Linked DNA regions of Homo sapiens: region 2 is linked to region 1. Evidence: read pairs that join two places in POLR2A ChIA-PET (ENCODE). Cell type or tissue: HepG2. All regions are shown on one strand. Each heading gives the region's core, and the rest is flanking DNA. Links, peaks and the distances in the headings are about the cores only.

Evidence for each region. Peaks named below come from ENCODE experiments on the same cell type or tissue, not always from the same donor. Only the 100,000 strongest peaks of a DNase experiment are listed, where the experiment ranks them.
Region 2: POLR2A ChIA-PET joins it to region 1 with 5 read pairs; 2 of 35 experiments call an interaction of 5 or more read pairs at or near these places.

The regions. Positions count from the first base shown.
Region 1 is chr17:81,664,199-81,674,175 of GRCh38, forward strand. OXLD1 (oxidoreductase like domain containing 1) reads right to left here and starts at 2,407. Exons shown (of 2, transcript NM_001039842.3): 1 at 2,320-2,407; 2 at 838-1,386. The coding sequence starts at 2,379. The coding sequence ends at 1,003. CCDC137 (coiled-coil domain containing 137) reads left to right here and starts at 2,539. Exons shown (of 6, transcript NM_199287.3): 1 at 2,539-2,702; 2 at 3,531-3,664; 3 at 6,027-6,255; 4 at 7,546-7,628; 5 at 7,878-7,957; 6 at 8,297-9,701. The coding sequence starts at 2,569. The coding sequence ends at 8,506. RefSeq lists enhancers at 1,333-1,442, 1,603-2,524, 2,525-3,446 and silencers at 2,103-2,422, 2,623-2,772. In HepG2, for the core only: a CTCF peak has its summit at 3,829 (motif pointing right); DNase peaks (open chromatin) are centred at 1,653, 2,108 and 2,483; H3K4me3 peaks cover 2,476 bases.
Region 2 is chr17:81,990,354-82,000,330 of GRCh38, forward strand. It overlaps ASPSCR1 (ASPSCR1 tether for SLC2A4, UBX domain containing), which reads left to right. Exons shown (of 16, transcript NM_024083.4): 5 at 4,468-4,525; 6 at 5,639-5,712; 7 at 6,067-6,493. Among named protein-coding and RNA genes, the nearest start is that of ASPSCR1, 18 kb to the left of the region's middle. RefSeq lists enhancers at 1-123, 834-1,541, 3,670-4,377. In HepG2, for the core only: CTCF peaks have their summits at 3,998 and 5,678 (motif pointing left); DNase peaks (open chromatin) are centred at 2,568, 3,988, 4,788, 5,708 and 2 weaker places; H3K4me3 peaks cover 2,441 bases.

The sequences.
Region 1 (9,977 bases), core at 272-5,271:
CTGCGGCTGAAGGAGCTGGAAGGACTGGTTCCAGGTAGTGCTTGGGCCACTGAGGGCTGATCTGCAGCCCCTGCCAGGCTGGTGGAAGGGCACCCGAGGACCCCTGCCAGGGATTGATGGCAGCTGGACAGATGGGCACTTCCAGGCTGCCTGTGGGCTTCTGTGCCTGCCAAAGGCTTTGCCACAGTGACTCAATGAGATCAGATGGCCTTCCCTCTGCTGCACGCTGAGAGCAACCAGAGCAGGCCTTTGCCAGGACTTGGGGGAAGGTGGGACCTGGCCTGGAAGGGGCACTGGGGTCACTGTCATTTGACTGTTCAACGAAAAGGGGTCCTATTTATTGAGTCAGAGTTTCACTCTCGTCACCTAGGCTGGAGTGCAGTGGCATGACCTCAGCTCACTGCAACCTCTGCCTCCTGGGTTCCTCAGCTTCCTGAGTAGCTGGGATTACAGGCGCCTGCCACCACACCTGGCTAATTTTTGTATTTTTAGTAAAGATGGGATTTCACCATGTTGGTCAGGCTGGTCTCCATCTCCTGACCTCATGATCTGCCCGCCTCAGCCTCCCAAAGTGCTGGGATTACAGGTGTGAGCCACCACACCCGGCTGGGGGTCTTATTTTCACCACACTCGGCTGGGGGTCTTATTTTACCCTCATGGCAGGGTGATGGCTGCAAGAGCTCCGGAGGTGCATAATGCCGACCTGGACCTGCTCGCTTTGAAGATGCAACACAAGCCTTACGGACAACCACACAAAAGCCTCCTGTTGAGGCCAAATCAGCAGCCATTCTGGTTGGCAGACATACTGCCAAAAAAACCACCCCCAAAACAAAAACCTCCTGTGAAACCACCATAGAGAATTTATTTTTTTCTCAGGTGAAGTCAGTAACTAATTCTTCCTATTCCCGTTGGACACAAGGAGTCTGTGAGGGGGTGTGAAGGAAGGAGGCTGCGGCTGCGTCCTGGACTCCGTCCTGCGGTAGGGAGTCCAGCAGGGATGGCTCAGCCTCCGCACCTGGTGTGCAGCCGGATCTCCATCCTGAGGAAGGCCTTGAGGTTCTCATCAGCCACGTGCTCCTCCAGGGCAGCCAGGGCCCGCTCCCCACCGTCCTGGAAGTGCTGCAGCAGCCTGTCCGCGTACTCCACCCACACGCAGTTGGGGCAGCCACTCATGCAGCAGTTTGTGGGCGGCTGGAGCTCAGGTGGCAGCGATGCCTTGGGCGGCCTGGTGCCGTCCGCACCTGCTTGGGAGCCCACCTCTACGTGGTCTGTCCCGAATTTTCTGCGCCCATCAGGGGCTTGCGCTCCGGGATGGTGCCTTTGAAGAAAGCTGCCACCTCCAGGAAGCCTCTGGCAGCAGTCCGGGCTGGAGAACCGGCGAGCCCCCTGAGGATGCAGACAAACATGTGACTCTCCAGGAAGCTGGTGAGGCCCGGTCTACCCCCAGCAGTGAGGACATTTCAGCTCTCCTGTCATTGGGCAACTGGCTCCATGTCCTCAGCTTTTTCACTTCCTGTGACTTTAGACATGTTATTTCACCTCTCTAGACTCAGTTTCCCCACTGTGCAATGGAAGTCATGGGTATGACACGGTGTGATTCACAAGAAGTGCCAGGATCAGGGCCTGGCGCCGGGTGTGCACTCAAGCACATGGTGGGGGGTGGGGGAGGCACTCGACACCTCCAGCTAAGATGGCTGCTCTGTGGACACCAGTATGCGAGAGGTGTAACCCTGTAAGCTCCTGGCCAGCCCAGCACCTCTACCAGTATAACCAAGCCCCACCACCTCTGAGGGACCAACCGGAAGAATCGCACCACCCTTTATCCAAGTTTCCCTGTCACAAAGCCCAGGCCTCTCAGGCCCCTCTCATCCCAGCGTGAATGTCCTATAGGCAGTCTTCCGTCGCTGCCCTGCTCTATCTACCCAGGATCACGGACTGACACGCTACCAACTTCACTTATTTAACTAGTCCTGCGAGGGGCATCATCCGCTCCATGTCCACGGCCAGTCCCCAGAGCCCAGGAGGGCTCGCACACAGGCGCTCGGCAGATACTGAGAAACAGGAAAGTGGCCGTTCACCGGGCTGCTTCCTCTCCCAAGGCTAAGCGGCCCCTCCACAGATTCCGGGGCGGGGACTCGGTAAGAGCCGATGGAGGAGAGGAGCGAGGGGTCCTTCGGCGGCGGCCAGCGCGCGATCCTCCCGGCTCCGTCCCCACATGCGGGTGGAGGGGCCGGGGCTCCTCCCGGTACGTGCGGGCCCCCGGACAGCGGCCTCTCGGACGTGCCCTTCGGCGCTGCCAAGACCCGTCCTGGTACTTGCCGAGCCACGGACCGCGGCGGCTACCGCCCGGCCTCCCTCGACCACCCTCCGCAGCAGCATCGCCCGCGGACGGGATCCGGCAACCCCTGACCGTGAGCGGCGGGCGCTCCGGCCAATCCCGGACCTTCAGGAAGTCGCGCCGCTCCAGCCAGCGTGAGGCTGAGCGCAGGAAGCGGAAGTGCCGATCGGTGGGGCGGAACCATGCAGGAAGGCGGAAGTGGCTTCGCTAGGGAGCCTCCCGGCGTGGAGATGGCGGGAGCTGGTCGCGGAGCAGCGGTGTCCAGGGTGCAGGCGGGTCCTGGGAGTCCCCGGCGAGCGCGGGGGCGGCAGCAAGTGCAGCCGCTGGGGAAGCAGCGCCCAGCCCCGTGGCCCGGGCTTCGCAGGTGACTGCGCTGCCCCGCGAGGCCGCCACACTTCCCCAGAGAAGGGGACGCCTTGAAGGCTCCGCCCGGGACCCCCTAGGGAGCGTTCGCTCGGACCCCTTCCCCAGGTCGGGCTCAGTGCCCTCCTCTGTCTGTGCCCGCGGCCCACGCTCCGCCAGGATCGGTTGAATGAATGGAGGCGCGAGCGAGTCCTTGGTTTTGCCTTTCCCGCGTCCCAGTGTCCCGTCTTTGTGGTTCTGGACGAGGTCAGGGCGGAAAGGCCTCCTGGGCTTTCGGAGTGCCTTTCGGCCTCGCGTCCCGTGAGGAAGGGGTTCAGGGACAGCCACTGAGTGAGACCGAGAGGAAAGATCCCTGCTCCCTGGACTGCTGGACCGGCTCGCACCACAGAAGCCAGATGTGGCCCCTGTATAGATAGATTCTTTTTTTTTTTTTTTTTTTGAGACGGAGTCTCACTCTGTCGCCCAGGCTGGAGTGTGGAGTGCAGTGGCGCGATCTCGGCTCACTGCAAGCTCCGCCTCCCGGGTTCACGCCATTCTCCTGCCTCAGCCTCCCGAGTAGCTGGGACTACAGGCGCCCGCCACCACGCCCGGCAAATTTTTTGTATTTTTAGTAGAGACGGGGTTTCACTGTGTTAGTCAGGATGGTCTCGATCTCCTGACCTCGTGATCCGCCCATCTCGGCCTCCCAAAGTGCAGGGATTACAGGCGTGAGCCACCAAGCCCGGCCAGCCCGTGTAGATTCTATTGCCAGACCCAACTATTGTTTCTCTTACTGATTCTGCTTGTGCTTTACTTGGGACGGGTCTCACCCCCGTGTTCTTTCTCCCAGCAAAGAGAAGAAGAAAGTGAACTGCAAGCCCAAGAACCAGGACGAACAGGAGATTCCTTTCCGGCTCCGGGAGATTATGAGGAGCCGCCAAGAGATGAAAAACCCGATCAGTAACAAGAAGAGGAAGAAAGCAGGTGTGTGCAGGCCCATACTGGGCGGCAGTGAAGCTTTGTGTGTCTCAACCCGCCCAATCGCCCAAATACTTCAGAACGTTTCAGGCAGAGGAAATATGCCAAGACCCGGTGCTCAGAAGGTGGGGGAGCGTGGCCAAAGCTAAAGCAGTGGCTGGCAGCTGGTGGCGCTGTGGTTCCAGACGAGGCTTGGAAGGAGGCTGTGGGGTGGGCGGGGAGGACCCGTTATGGGGCCTCAGGATCCATGCTAAGGAGCGGCGTTTTTTTCTCCCCAAAAGTAGCGAAGATTCATCAGAGTTTTTAGCAGGGCACGGCCAATTCATGTTTACTCTAAGCAAAAAAAGGGTCACCGAGCGATGATGGAGTGAGGGAGAGTGGACCTGGCAACTGGCGGGGCTACTGCCAGGGAGAAGCCATGATTCTTGGGACAAGAGTGCTGAAGCAATGGTAGAGAGAAGTGGGTGGAGTCAGGAGCTGAAGGAGGAAATTCCATCAGGCCCCTCTGAGAAGTCTTGCCTTCCTCCCCCAAGTCTGGGTAGGGTGTCCACATGTCCACCGCTGCAACCCAGAGGTAACACTCTGGGCATGTTGGGAAACGGAGTCCACTGTGTGTATATTTTGCTTATAGACACATTTCTCTTCCCAAACGTGGCACTGGTTTTACAGCAAAGCTGTTTTATAATTTGTGTATAAACTGTAGGCTTCTTGTTGGGGGTTATATGGCTGCCAAAGGGATAGTGAGATAGAGGTGAGGAAGGTGCAGGGAGGAGGCGCACTGGCCTGGGTAGCACATGGCACGTTCTGAACCGTGCTGCATTGAATTGGCACCTTTGTTTGTTTGTTTATTTATTTATTTATTGAGATGGAGTCTTGCTTCCTCGCCCAGGCTGGAGTGCAGTGGCGTGATCTGGGCTCACTGCAACCTCCACCTCCTGGGTTTAAGCAGTTCTCCTGCCTCAGCCGCCTGAGTAGCTGGGATTACAGGTAACGCACCACCATACCCAGCTAATTTTTTGTGTGTGGTTTTTTTTTTTTTTTTTGAGACAGTCTCCCTCTAGCCCAGGCTAGAGTGCAGTGGCACAATCTCAGCTCACTGCTACCTCTGCCTCCCCTGTCCCAGTTCCAGTGCAAGCAATTCTCCTGCCTCAGCCTCCCGAGTAGCTGAGATTACAGGCACACGCCACCAAGCCCAGCTAATTTTTGTATTGTTAGTAGAGACGAGGTTTCACCATGTTGGCCAGGCTGGTTTTGAACTCCTGACCTCAAGTGATTTCCCCACCTCAGCCTCCCAAAGTGCTGGGATTACAGGTGTGAGCCACTGTGCCTGGCCTTTTTTTTTTTGGAGACAGAATATCGGCTCACTGCAACCTCCACCTTCCAGGTTCAAGCAAGTCTTGTGCCTCAGCCCCCCCAGTAGCTGGGATTACAGGCCTGTGCCACCATGCCCGGCTCGTTTTTGTATTTTTAGTAAAGGCTGGGTTTTGCCATGTTGGCCAGTCTGGTTTCGAACTCTGGCCTCAGGTGATCCGCCCACCTCAGCCTCCCAAAGTGCTGGGATTACAGGTGTGAACCACCATGCCTGGCAATATGCATGTCTTCACATATTTATGAACACAACCACCTGCCTGGCACTGTCCGCCTCCTGTGTTCTACACTCGCCCGGGGTCCTGCGCTTGCGTTCTCAGTGGATGTCATAGGTCTGCCCACGTTTCTTTTTTGAGATGGAGTCTCGCTCAGTCGCCCAGGCTGGAGTGCAGTGGCGCAATCTCGGCTCACTGCAAGCTCCGCCTCCCGGGTTCACGCCATTCTCCTGCCTCAGCCTCCCGAGTAGTTGGGACTACAGGCGCCCACCACCATGCCCAGTTAATTTTTTCTGTGTTTTTAGTAGAGACAGGGTTTCACCGTGTTAGCCAGGATGGTCTGAATCTCCTGACCTTGTGATCTGCCCATCTTGGCCTCCCAAAGTGCTGGGATTACAGGCATGAGCCACCGCGCCCGGCAGGTCTGCCCACGTTTCTCTGTGTAGCTCCACTGGGCTTCTTTCGGCAGCTGTGCAATGGAGTCTGTGGGTGATCAGAGGAGAATTCATTCAACCAGCCACCTAGGGGTGGACATTAGGTTGTTTCTGCTTTCCTTTTTCAGCTGTGCTGCAGTGGACATCTGTGACAGGTGCCATTGGGCTGGGGGGTCACGTCCCCGGGGATGCCGGGCCGGGCATTCTACATCCTCTTCAGCTGCTGTCGTTGGGGTGCTTCCAGCCAGCCTGGTCTTCCCTTCCTGTGGCTTTGGGAGGGGAAATGAGCATGGGTCACCTGCCTGCCACTGTCTGCCTCCTGCCTCCTCTGAGGCCTCCCTTTGTCCTCAGCCCAGGTGACCTTCAGAAAGACATTGGAGAAGGAAGCAAAGGGAGAGGAGCCCGACATCGCAGTCCCCAAGTTCAAACAGAGGAAGGGGGAGTCTGACGGGGCCTATATCCACCGCATGCAGCAAGAGGCCCAGCATGTGCTGTTCCTCAGCAAGAACCAGGCCATCCGGCAGCCAGAGGTGCAGGCAGCTCCCAAGGAGAAGTCTGAGCAGAAAAAAGCAAAAAAAGCGTGAGTGGAGGCGGGAGGGGGAGGGGTCTGCCCTGGGAGCCGGAGGGAAGACATTGGGTTCCCATGACGGCCCTCTGCAGGTACCCTGTTTCATAGCCATGGGGCAGCCTGGATTCAGGGAGACCAAGCCAGAGCCCTGGGAGTTGGCGAGTCGGAGCATCCAGCTGGGAGCCAGTGAGGGTGTGGCCTCCAGGAGGCTGCGGAACCTGGGAACTCTGCGGAGACCTCGCTTGGTCCTTGCTTTCACAGGAAAAGCACCAGAAAGCCCTAGCCCTGTGGGAATCAGCCCTGAGGGGGTCGGTCTGAGGGTGACGTGCCCAGGGGTTCTGTTTCCATTAGAACAGAATGTCTCTCGTCCAAGAGACTACACCTTCCTAATTCTCTAAAAGCTTTGGCCGAGTACAGTGGCTCACGCCTGTAATCCCAGCACTTTGGGAGGCTGAGGCAGGTGGATCACGAGGTCAGGAGATCGAGACCATCCTAGCCAACACGGTGAAACCTTGTCTCTAATAAAATACAAAAAAAAAAATTAGCCGGGCGTGGTGGTGCATGCCTGTAATTCCAGATACTTGGGAGCCTGAGGCAGTGGAATCGCTTGAATCCGGGAGGCAGAGGTTGCAGTGAGCTGAGATCGTGCCGCTGCACTCCAGCCTGGTGACAGAGCGAGACTCCATCTCAAAAAAAAGAAAAAAAAAAAAAAGCTTTGAAGGTTTGAGAGGTTGCTTTCAGCTCTGTAGATTCCCTGTTTCTGGATTGTTGTATTACTTATAGTTACCTTAGCCAGTGAAAGTTCATCACAGAGAACGTGGCCCAGATACAGCCTGGCGCCACGGTGATCTCCAGAGCTGTCGCTGAAGGTGAAGCTTCCAGATTCACATTGAGGGAGACGTGATATACAATGCTTGTTAGGCCCTTTAGACACAGCAGCACCGGATGGGCTGGATGAGTCTCTGTTGGGTGGTCTTTGGCAGCCTTCCCAGCCTTCGTGCACAAGGTGCCAGTAGCCCTTGCCCACGTGTCTGCACACATTGTCAGATGTTCCCTGGCAGGTAGCTGTCCCCAGCTGAGAACCACTGGGGGACCTGTGAGGGGCCTGTTGGGGTCAGAGCCTTCTTTGGTGGGCAGCTGTGGGTTTTGGGGTGGTAAGGGGAGCGGGGACTTGGAGGCAGCCACCTGTTCTTGGGTCCCTGCTCTGCCACAGGGGATCCCTTGTGGGTGGGGCGGCCTCTGCCTCCTCCCTGGGTGGAAAGAGAATTTAGGAATCTGAGTGACATGTGCTTTCTTCCCCAGGTTCCAGAAGCGGCGACTAGATAAAGTCCGACGGAAAAAGGAGGAAAAGGCGGCAGACAGGCTGGAGCAGGAGTTGCTCCGAGGTAGCTCTTCCCAAAGCGATGGTGTCAGCAGTGGTCCGGGTGGGGCCTGGGCGCAGGCCTTCTGTTCCCCACCAGCCCTGGCTGCACTGGGCACCTGTGGTTTCCCCTGGGGTCCACAGCCATTAGACCACTGGATGAGTTGGTGTTCTGTCCCAGCCCTATGGGAGGGAGGTGGGCGGGTGGTGGCTCTGGGTGTCAGGGGTGCAGTGGCTGTGGGCAGCAGTCCTCAGTTGTATTCTGCTCCTCCAGACACGGTGAAGTTTGGTGAGGTTGTCCTGCAGCCCCCAGAGCTGACTGCCAGGCCCCAGAGGAGCGTAAGCAAGGACCAGGTAAGTGGGGCACGGGGACAACTTGAGTTTGTCCCCCAGTGCTGCCAGGGAACAGAAGCCTTGGACAGGCTGGACACGGTGGGTCACACCTGTAATCCCAGCACATTGGGAGGCCAAGGCAGGCGGATTGCTTGAGCCCAGGAGTTGATACCAGCCTGGACAACATAGCGAGATCCTGTGTCAAGAAAAAAAAAAACCCTCAGCCAACGTGTGCGCTGTCTGGTGTGTGGCCTGAGAGTGCAGTGTTCTCGCTGGCGGGAGAGCTGTTGAAGCTGTGAGGCTTTCTGTTGCATCCCCTCCTTTCCCAGCCTGTGCCTCACCCTCCCCTCTCTCCCTCAGCCTGGCAGGAGATCGCAGATGCTGCGGATGCTTCTGAGCCCCGGTGGTGTGTCCCAGCCTCTGACCGCCTCCCTGGCCCGCCAGCGGATTGTGGAGGAGGAGAGAGAGCGGGCCGTGCAGGCCTACAGAGCGTTGAAGCAGCGGCAGCAGCAGCTGCACGGGGAGCGACCCCACCTCACTTCCCGGAAGAAGCCAGAGCCGCAGCTGTGATGGAGAGACACCCGGGGCCTGGCCACGCTCTGGGGCAACTGGCACCAGGAGCTGCTACACCTGGGTAGGAGAGAGGCAGGCCATGCCAGCAGTGTGGGGTGAGGCCTCCAGCTACTTGTTCACACGTTGGGCACTAGTGGGTCCACATCTTGCAGGGGGTGAGTGCCCGATGGACTAGGGCCAAGGCCTGGTTGACAGACGGCCCGTGGGGCCCGGTGTCACTCACAGCTCCATCTCTTTGTTTTGAACGTCCATTCTGAGTCTCAGCCCAGGTGGACCTTAGGAAGGGCTGGATCCCTGTCCCTGAACACCAAATACCGAGACAGCTGATGAGGCTGGCTCAGTGTGTGACGGAGGCCCCCGGGAGTCAGCAGAGCCGAGCGTACAGTGCACATCAGGCAGAGCAGGCCACGGGCAGGGACGACGCATCGGGACAGGGCTCTGCAGGGGACCGTGACTACAGGCCAGCTGTGAGTGGTCCCCTACAGAGGCTGCCCACCCAAGGTTTGGTTGGGGTGAAACATGATGACAACACATACACTTAAGAAGGTGGGAACCGGGGGCCGGGCGCGGTGGCTCACACCTGTAATGCCAGCACTTTGGGCAGCTGAGGCGAGTGGATCACCTGAGGTCAGGAGTTCGAACCAGCCTGGCCAACATGGTGAAACTGCATCTCTACTAAAAATACACGAAGAAAAAAAAAACAGTGGGAACAGAGTTGTCACCTACCTAACAGGGCTCTGAGAGAGCCGGGAGGCCCAAAGTGGCTGGAAGAAGGTAAAGGAAAAATCCTGTCTTGGGCTCAAGGTCACAGAGTGGGGCCCAGGGGGAGTTCCTGCTGAGGGCAGGGCCTTGCCAGGCTTCAGTCTCCAGTGCCAAAGGAGGAAATGCCCAGGCTGTCAGCATTTCCAGATGAGAGCAGAAGGGAGAAGCTTAAACCCAAGTCACACATCCAGCAATGGAGTCCGACAGCCCAGCACCATCTGGGAACTGAGAAGCACCTCTGCCCGGCCCCCACACCGTGTGGAAAGTGAGGAGCACCTCTGCCTGGCCGCCACCCCGTCTGGCAAGTGAGGAGCGCCTCTGCCCGGCCGCTGTGCAACCTTCCAAGTGTGAAGTGACAGCCTTGTGTGTGATGTTTTCTGCCTTCCCCAAGTTTGCACTTTCGACATTAAAGTTTACTTTTTAGTTAAAAGTTTTAAATTGGAGAATATATATTTAAAGTCAGGGCTGTTTTCCTCTTATGGGCATGTTTCCCACCTTGTGATGGACCTGGCGGCCCCAGCCCTCGCGTTGGGATGTTGTTTTTGCAGCAGCCAGAACTCAGCCCCAGATCACAAGCAGCAGCTGGAAGGGGGTGGCCTTTCCCTGGGAAAGGGCTGGGACGGCAGCGGGTGGCACTCCCACTCGCTCAATGCCTTTGGTTTTGGGTGTCAGATCGGCCCGTGTATGGCTAAGCAAAGGGATCCCA
Region 2 (9,977 bases), core at 2,447-7,446, 330 kb after region 1:
AGGCTGCACACTGCTGGCTTCGAGCTTTCCCATTTTCCCTATAGTCTGAAGGTTCTGCCCAGCACAGAGGGGTGTGAACAGCCACGCCGAGCTCTGGGGGACACTGCTCTCCGCCTGCCTGGTGGGCCTGTGTCTGAGTTTGGGATCTTCCACGCCGAGCTCTGGGGGACACTGCTCTCTGCCTGCCTGGTGGGCCTGTGTCTGAGTTTGGGATCTTCCACGCCGAGCTCTGGGGGACACTGCTCTCTGCCTGCCTGGTGGGCCTGTGTCTAGTTTGAGATCTTTATTACGGGGAGTGTGCCTTCCGTGATAGGAGACGCATGAGATGGAAATGAGGATTTCATGGCCTACGGGCCCTGGGGGTACACGGCCCTCCTGGAGGCACCCGGAGGAGGAAAGGGAGTACCTTTCTGACCAGCATCTTTGCTGGGGTACAGATTGTTATGCTAACGGGTTTCCTATGAGGAGTTTCTCTCCATGGGTTTAGAGCCAGCAGGCACTAGCCCCAGGAGGTCATACTGTGACTCGGGGGATACTGTAGCACGTCTGGGCAGTCCACGAGGGCAGGCGGGCGAGTCCCGTAGTTTGAATCCCACGTCCCGTAAGGACCTAGTTGCCAAGTGGTGAAAGGCAGGGGTGTGGATGGACCATGCTGAGCTGCTGGGAGCAGGAAGAGAACCGGGGACTGTTGTGGGTGACCGAGACCTGCCGTGGAACGATGCCAAGGGTGAGCCGTGGGAACTCACACAGCAGCTGAGCCGCTTTCCATCTGAAGACCGTGAGGGAGCAGGGTGGGCTTTCTGTAAATCAGATTCATGAGCTCAGCCATGGAGGGGATTTGTCCTCTCTCAGAGGTGCCCCCGGGCTGTGCTGGCGTGGGCACCCCAGGTGGGAGTGGCCCCCAGTGTGCCCGGCCCCTGGCTGGATCTCTTCCCAGGCCCCCAGCCCTCTGCTCCCAGCCTTGACTCAGTGCTTGGGGGCTGGCTGAGTGCATCTCAGCCTGTTCCTCCTTCTGTAGGTAAAGCCGTGGCTCCGGGAAAGCTGGGTGATTTCTGCAGCCCTCTGGGTGTGCTGGGGTGTAGGGATGGGCTGCTGGTGAGGACAGGGCTCTGCCAGGTGGAGCACTGGCCTGTGGCCACACTCAGGGTGGGTCTGTGCATGCTGCTGGGCCAGCTCAGAGCTCTGCGGCCCGTCCCTGTCCATCCCTGCCCGTCCCTGTTCATCCCTGTCCGTCCTTGTCCATTCCTGTCCATCCCTGTCCATCCTTGTCCATCCCTGTCTGGACCTGGCTGGGTTGAGAAGGCCGGAGCCTGCCCCAGGCTCTCCCAGGCTCTGTCTAGCCGCTTGGCGGCTGGGCTGTCATGTGGTGGGTGATGCCCTCTGCGGGCCTCCCTGAGCCCAGTGGCTCCTGGCCTGCAGCCACAGCTTCTGTTCCCGGCAGGGCGCATGCTGCTGCCTGGGCTCTCGTCAGCACCTGTGTTTGCGCCCGGCTTTGTCATACCCAGACAGGACATGAACACAGAGAGCTCTAGACTCACTGCCTTGTCCCCAGCACACAGCCGCGCCTTGCCGGAGCGGGGCCCCAGCGGGGCGGGGTTTGTGGTGCATAAAGAATATGCCCTCGAAGCCAGCAGCAGAGGCGTGTCTGCCCTCCTGGCCGTCCCGCTGGCTTCTGGCCCTGGCCGGGTGGGGAGCTCTGCTGGCTGGAGAGTGTGTGAGAGTGTGCCAGTACCCTGCTGCGAGCAGGCACCCGCGGAAGCGCCCCAAAGCACTTCTTGCATTTCTGGCTTCGGAGCATGGTGTCTGGTGGCTTGGCCTGGCCTGGGGTCCCCGGGAGGCCCTGGGTCTTGCCCCTGCGGACATTGGGACTTGCAGAGGTCTGCGTGGGGGAGGGGGAGTAGGGGCTGTGTCTCCTCGGGCGCTGGAATTTCCCCCGGGCCCTGGCGTCCTGCACACTGGGCCGGCGTAGAAGGTCTGGAACCGATTGCCCACCACCCCTCCCTGAGATCCCGCATGAGGGAGGGAATCTGATCCCTCTGGAGGAGCCGCACATCAAAGCCGGGCTGGCGTTTGATGTCACGCTGCTGTGCTCTGTCCCTGTTTGTGATTTGAGGTCCCCAAGCTGGCGGTCAGTGCCGGGGAAGGACTGTGAGTTGGGACTCTGGCCACCCCTCAGCCCAGGCCTCCCCAGCCGTAGAGAAGTGGCCTCATGACCATCTCCGGACCCCTGGCCATCTGTGTCATGCTGGGGAGCGGGGACCCTGGGCCCTCCCTGTCCCCCTTCCTGGCCCTGGGGGCTGTGCTTCCTTGAGGCCTCTCTCTGCCTCTGTCCGGGTTCTGCTCCGGCGCATTTTGAGGCCTTGTGTTTTCCTGAGCCCTGCGTCTCGGGGCCTCTGGGCCGAGTCTCCAGCCATTTGGAGGGAAGGCAAATCCAAGGCCCTTTGTTGGCTGCTCTGTGGGACGGGAGCTTAGGGAGTGTGTCCCAGCCTGTGCGCAGAGGACACCCGCCGTGTGTGTGGTGCGCACGTGCTCCACAGGCTAGAGGCCCTTGGGGAAGGGGCTCCCCTGTAGGCAGTGGACCCAGGGAGACCATGGGGCTAAGTCCACGACCCTGTGGGGCCTCTGCAGCCAGACCAGGCTGTCAGAGTCGGGGCCTGGGTGGGAAAGGGATGCCCCTCCCCCAGGATTGAGGACGTGAAAAATAAAGGCCACGAAACAAAAGAAAACACGTCAAACCCACACACGTGGCCGAGTCCCCAGGTGTCGGGGCTGGGCCTGTCCTGGGTGTGGCACCTTGGGCTTTTCTGCTTGGTCTGTTCTCATTTCAGGGAGGCAAGTCCTGCCCTTTTTTTTGTTTTGTTTTGTTTTGTTTGTGTTTGAGACGGAGTCTCGCTCTGTCGCCCAGGCTGGAGTGCAGTGGCGCGATCTCGGCTCACTGCAAGCTCCACCTCCTGGGTTCACGCCATTCTCCTGCCTCAGCCTCCCGAGTAGCTGGGACCACAGGCGCCCGCCACCACGCCTGGCTAATTTTTTGTATTTTTAGTAGAGACGGGGTTTCATTGTGTTAGCCAGGATGGTCTCGATCTCCTGACCTCGTGATCCGCCCATCTCGGCCTCCCAAAGTGCTGGGATTACAGGCGTGAGCCACCGCGCCCGGCTGAGTCCTGCTCTTTCAAGTAGGTCAGCAGATCCCAGGGTCGGGGCACGGTGAGTGCACAGTGGACCCCTGCGGCCCTGTAAGCACACAGGTGGGTTCAGGCGGAGGCCGAGAGTTCCTGTCCCAGCATCCCGCTCTGTGCATGGATGTGCACGTATGTCTCGACCTGGACACTGCAGCACCCTGCCCTCTGACCCTCCCAGTACCCCCCATCCCGGAGGGTTGCTGCAAGCAGTTTCCAGCCCAGCTGTTACCTAATCTTTATCCCCTGTGTTCTGGTCACCAGCTCAGCCTGTGTCTTCCTGTCCCACCTGAGCCCTTGCAAGGCACACTGGCCATAGGGCCTGGCAGGGCACCTGCATGACCTGAGGCCGGCCCTGGCCTCCCCTTTGCCTAGGCTCTGGCCATCTGCCCCCTCCTCTCGGATTCCCCTCCCTGGAGAGGGACTGATGAGGGGCATCTGCAAGGAAGGCCTGAGAAGGGCTTTTGTTTTTCTCAGTGGGGAGGATTTCACGGTGGGGAGTTGGAAACGCAGAGGCAAGCCCGCCTCATGCAGCAGGTGCCACCAGCAGTTCACATGCTCTGGGGCTGGATGTGACGGCATGTGCCCGTCTCCCGGGCTGCCATGCACATCAGGCATGTGTGGGAGGCGTGCTGCATATACCTGCCCACCCATGCACGGGTCCAGCTGTGCCTCCTGCGGGGCGAGGCTCAGAAAGACACTGGTGGCAGAGTCCGACATGGACTTATAAGCACGGCCTCCCCGGCCACAGGCAAGCGGGCGTGAGCGGAGTGCAGCGCCCCTCCCTCCATGCTTCGGTGACATCAGGCGTCGGCTTTGAAGGAGGACATCAGGCGGTGGAGACAGGGGCACCTCCTCTTAGTGGGCGGCTTAAGATGAAAGCCCAGACGTCGGTACCCTGACTCTCAGGCTCCTGAGTACAGGTGTCCGTGAGCCGCATTCCGGAGCCAGTGCTGCTCGCCCCTCCTGTGCGGTCCCTGGGCCCTGCCGGCAGCTCCACGTCCTGCCAGCGGCCCCGAGACTGGAGGTCTCGGGGGGAGCCCCCAGGCCACGCACCACAGGCCAGGGTCCTTGGGAGCGCCCCCGGCTGTCAGGTGCCTCCTTTTGGTGGTTGTGGGGCGCAGTGGGGCTGAGGTCTGTGGCCTGGGCCTGGGCCTGGGACGCTGTCCTGGGTGGGTGCTGGGTGAGGGCCCCACACCTTTGCTTTCCGAGTCTCCTGCCCCAGGGCCTCCGTGGCACTGGTTGAGCTGCCCTGGGGTACCTGATGGTTTCTTTCCTCTCCTCCCAGGGAGTGCCTGCAGCACCCCGGCGGGGCCACCCCAGTCTGCGTGTACACGAGGGATGAGGTAGGCGGCCTGCTCTTGCTCACCCAGTCCCCGCTCACTTTCAGCCCACTTTCCAACTGGAAAATCTGCTGTCCCGCAGCCGTCTCCAGGGCAGTGGCGGGAGACTCGGGCTCTTGAAAGCACGACGTGTTTCATGGAAAAAGAGGGAGTGGCCGGCCCTCGGAGCCCGGGCTGCCCCGAAACCTCCCTCGGCGCCCTGTTTGTTTTTTCAGCTTCTCTCAAAGCCCAAGAGTCACAAAAGTGGTTTCATTTAATAAATATTTGCTTTGCTCGGTGTTTTGATCATTTTCAAAACCGAGTGTGGCGTGGCGCAAGCAAAGCCCGCCGTGGCGGGACCCTCCTAGCGCTCGTCCCTGGCCTCACAGGGGCCTTTTGTTTCCACGCTGGCTGAGTGCCCTTTGCTGGGGTGGGGGGGCACTGGCCCGGAGGGGCCCTGGGGGGCCAGGACATTCCCCGCATTTATCCCCATTTGGAAGCTCCCTGGCTGGGGCTGTGACGGGGAGGTTCAGGTCTACGTCCTCCCTTGAGGGGATGAGCCACGGGGCTCAGGACCCAGGCCCAGCACTGTCCTGAGGCTGTGGCCCTCAGGGACCCTTACACCCTTTGGCTTTTGTGCTGGGCCATTGACTGTGCCCTCGCTAGAGGCAGCTTCTCCACCCCTTCCTCACAGGTCAGAGTTAGCGTATGGGACGTGGCCAGCCAGGCCCGATCCCTGCCCACCCCGAGCTGAGCACCAGGAATGGCCACCCCCGTGGGTGACAGCACGTTCCTGCCTCTCTCGCTCCGGGCAGTGGGTCCTGGCACCAGGGCTTCCTCCTTGCAGCCCAGCTCTGCCAGCCCAGGCCTCAGTGAGCTTGGGTCCCAGCTGCGGAGACCAGGCTGGGGGAGACACGGTCAGGCATGGGCAGCAGGTCCTGCCCCGGCTGCAGACCAGACTCAAGCTGGGCCTTGTGGAGGGTGTGGACCGGCAGGGGCCAGATGTGGGGGGTGGGTAGGATGGAGGCCAGAGAGGGCACGTGGCCTGTGGTCCTGGTGGTGCCGGTGCCCGGAGGGCTTCCCTGGGCTCTGGGGTCCCGGTGCAAGGCGCACCTGTCCTGGCTGCTCCTCCTGCAGGTGACGGGTGAAGCTGCCCTGCGGGGCACGACGCTGCAGTCGCTGGGCCTGACCGGGGGCAGCGCCACCATCAGGTAAGGGCAGTGCTGCTGGGGCCGAGGAGTCTATTTAGCTAAAAAAAAAAGTGGTCTCAAAGGAAAGGAGAAAGGACACGTGGCAAGTGGGGAGTAGGTGTACCCAGGCCCTCATCATGGAGAGCGCCTGGTGGCCTCTGCCTGCCTGTGGGCGTGGGGGCTGGGCTGCCCCGACCTCATCTCTGTGTCCCCCAGAGGGGCGGTGGATCTTGGGAGGGCGCATGGGGCAGGAGAGGGTGAACCGGGGGCGGGAGAGGGTGAGCCGGGGGCGGGAGAGGGTGAGCCTGGGCCGGGAGAGGGTGAGCCGGGGGTAGGCACCACAAGGTGCTTCCCTTGTCCTCTGGCCCCACTCAGGTTTGTCATGAAGTGCTACGACCCCGTGGGCAAGACCCCAGGAAGCCTGGGCTCGTCAGCGTCGGCTGGCCAGGCAGCCGCCAGCGCTCCACTTCCCTTGGAATCTGGGGAGCTCAGCCGCGGCGACTTGAGCCGTCCGGAGGACGCGGACACCTCAGGGCCCTGCTGCGAGCACACTCAGGAGAAGCAGAGCACAAGGGCACCCGCAGCTGCCCCCTTTGTTCCTTTCTCGGGTGGGGGACAGAGACTGGGGGGCCCTCCTGGGCCCACGAGGCCTCTGACATCATCTTCAGCTAAGTTGCCGAAGTCCCTCTCCAGCCCTGGAGGCCCCTCCAAGCCAAAGAAGTCCAAGTCGGGCCAGGATCCCCAGCAGGAGCAGGAGCAGGAGCGGGAGCGGGATCCCCAGCAGGAGCAGGAGCGGGAGCGGGTAAAAGGGGCTCTAGGCCTTGGGACTTGGGGGTGTCCTTTCTCCTGATGTGTAGCCCTGCGTGGCTTTAGCTGGTCAGCCTGGTGGCGTGGCCGTGATGCGGGCAGAGGAACCCAAACGCGCAGAGGAACCCAAACGCGGGGCTCTGGACAGGAGCCTTCTGACTTCGCCCAGGAAGGAATTTAGGGGTAAGCAGGTGGTAGAGAAAGTAGCTTTACTGAGACGGTGGCTGTGTCTGCTCCGGGATGAGGCCGTGTCCGCTCCGGGATGAGGCCGTGTGGGCTCCGGGATGAGGCCGTGTTGGCTCCATGACAAGGCGGCAACTGTGTCAGCTCCGTGTTGGCTCCGTGATGTGTGGCACAGAGCAGGGCCGCCCTGGGGTGGTGCATGGAGGGCAGCAGCTCAGGGCATGGCCGTGGTCACATTTACATCCACTCAACTACATGCACGTTAAGGGGTGGGGCATTCAGAAATCTCTAGAAAAGGGGTGGTAACTTCCGGGTTATGGCCAGGGAAGGGGGAGCTGGTGAACGCATCAGCCAGTCTTCAATCTGGTCTGGAATCAAGCCCCACCTCCTACCTGAGCAGGGTCACTGGGCTTGTTCTTAGCTTCTCAGGCAAATGATTTTTTTTTTTCTGGGTTTTTTTTTTTTTTTTTTTGAGACAGAGTCTCACTGTGTCCCTAGGTGGGCGTACAGTGGCGCGATCTCGGCTCACTGCAGCCTCTGCCACCCAAGTTCAAGTGATTACTCCTGCCTCAGCCTCCCGAGTAGCTGGGACTACAAGCGCGCACCACCAAGCCCAGCTAATTTTTTTGTATTTTTAGTAGAGACAGGGTTTTACCATGTTGTCCAGGATGGTCTCAATCTCTTGACCTTGTGATCCACCCACCTCGGCCTCCCAAAGTGCTGGGATTACAGGCGTGAGCCACCGCGCCCAGCTCTTTTTTCTGGTTTTAAACCACCTTTACTGAGGCACCCACTTTTTTTTTTTTTTTGAGATGGAGTTTTGCTTCTGTCGCCCAGGCTGGAGTGTGGTGGCGCACTTTCGGCTCACTGTAACCTCCACCTCCCGGGTTCAAGCGATTCTCCTGCCTCAGCCTCCCAAGTAGCTGGGACTACAGGCGTGTGCCACCACGCCCAGCTAATTTTTGTATTTTTAGTAGAGACGGGGTTTCACCATGTTGGCCAGGCTGGTCTCGAACTCCTGACCTCAGGTGATCCGCCCGCCTCAGCCTCCCAAAGTGCTGGGATTACAGGCTTGAGCCACCGCGCCCAGCCTAATTTATTTTTATTTTTATTTTTCATAAAGACGAGGTCTCTCTCTGTTGCCCAGGCTGGTCTCGAATTCCTGGGCTCAAGCGATCTTCTTATCTCAGCCACCCAAAATGCTGGGATTACAATTGTGAGCCACCTCACCAGGCCTGAAAGTTACTTTTTATAATATTGTGGATAGTATCATGCTTCCTGTTACATCTTTGACTGGCTGACTCCTTGCTAGTTCTAGTGGCGTCTTGGTTTCTGTCGGGGCCTCTGCAGACCTTTCCCTTTGTCCTCTCATCGTTTTTCTTCCTGTGTTGCAGCGAATGGGCCTCTGGTGCTTTTGGATCGTGGCGATCTTAGTAGACATCCTTCCTTGTCTTGATCGTAACAGGAATTACTAGTCATTTCTCTGCCAAGGATGATGTGTGCTATAAAAAGCCTTTATCAAGCAGAGAAAGTTACTATTCCTAACTTTCTGACATTTAAAAAAATCTTAAGTGGGTGTTGAACCGTTTCAGTGTTTTCAGCATCAATGGAGATGACCGTATGCTTTATTTTATTGGCTTGTGCATGTGTGTTCATAAGTGAGACAGACTTTTTTTCCTTGCTCTGTCTTCATCCAGTTTGGGAATCGAATTTCACCTGGCTCACAAGGGAGCTGGGCAGTGGCCCCTCTTTTCTGGGTTCTGGAAGTTCTCCGAAGGTTATGGCCACTGCTCACTGCAGACTACACCCACCACTGGGGCACTGGGCCCTTGGCGGGGAGTGCATGCAGGCAGGCGGCCAGGTGCTGACCTCCGAGCATGCCTGTGTGTGGCTGTGGCCTGACCCTCTCCCTCACGCCTCCCCCCAACCGTGGGGACCTCGTGTCTGTGGGGTCCCTGGCCCTGTGGCTGACTTTTCCTTTGTCCCTGTCCTGACCCCGCATCAGAGCCCTGCACCTGGGCTGCTGAAACCTGACTTCCTCAGCTTCCTCACCTGCAGAACTAAGGTGTTCGTGGCATTTATGGGTTTTGTGCCAAAAGAGGCAGACTGGGGGACTGTCATGCGGCTTTCGGTGACAGGGATGGGAGGAGGCTGTTTCCCAGCCCCTGTGTCCCCTGAGGGCCAGGCTGCCAGCTGCCAGCCACAGCCCAGGGGCCAGGTCAGAGCTTCTTGAGCTCCTGCTGACGTAGTGGGCCTGGAAGGCCCCCATGCCTCCATCTCCTGTGGACATTTAAAATATTTGTGTCTGGGCCTGTGGCATGGTGGCTCACACCTGTAATCCCAGCAGTTTGGGAGACCGAGGTGGGCAGATCACCTGAGGTCAGGAGTTTGAGACCAGCCTGGACAACATGGCAAAACCCTGTCTCTACCAAAAATACAAAAATTAGCTGGGTGTGGTGGCAGGTGCCTGTAATCCCAGCTACTCGGGAGACTGAGGCAGGAGAATCTCTTGAACCCGGGAGGCGGAGGTTGCAGTGAGCCGAGATCGTGCCACTGCACTCCAGCCCGGGTGACAGAGTGAAACTCCATCTCAAAAAAAAAAAAAAAAAAGAAAACAAGAAGTGGCCAGGAGGGCTCTGTGCACATGGCCCCGGCCTCGGCTGTCCCCTGGGCACTCGTGCTACGTGTCCCGGAACTCAGGTGAGGTCAGGAGTTTGCTTCCTCCTCCTCTGGCCACTTCTGAGTGAAGCAACCTCATGCCTCCCTCTTGCCTCCCGGCCACACACCTGGGAGGGCAGAGGCCGGGCGTCTGCACCGTGTTGGATGTGGGGGCTCCCATCTAGCCCGGCGTCAGGGTCCAGCCCCTCTGTTTTCTGTCCCCCTGGCTGTCCTGGGACTGTTCCTGTTGAGTGGACAAGGGAGTGGGGAGTGAGGGTGTTGGGTCCATTCTAGGACTATGATGGTGTTGGCACCCCATCCTCCCTCTGGGAACTCTGCCAAACTCTGCACTGTGACACCTGAGTCCCCATGAAGCGCTCGTGCCCCTCGACCCGTGTGCTCCGGGTGAGCAGGGGCTGACCCCCTCTAGGCCTGCTCTTGTGGGGACCCCTCAGTGTGAGAGACACAGTGGCTGTCATGTTCCCCCATTCTAGAGGCGTGGGCCTCAGCCCCTTCCCTCCGTGACCAGGGCGGGTCTTGTCTGCAGAGCGTGGGGCGTGGAGCATGGGGCTCGCAGCCCAGAGTAGTGCCCGCCCGTGCTCGCCCGTCGGGAGGCGCTGTTGGGGTGGGGTCTTGGC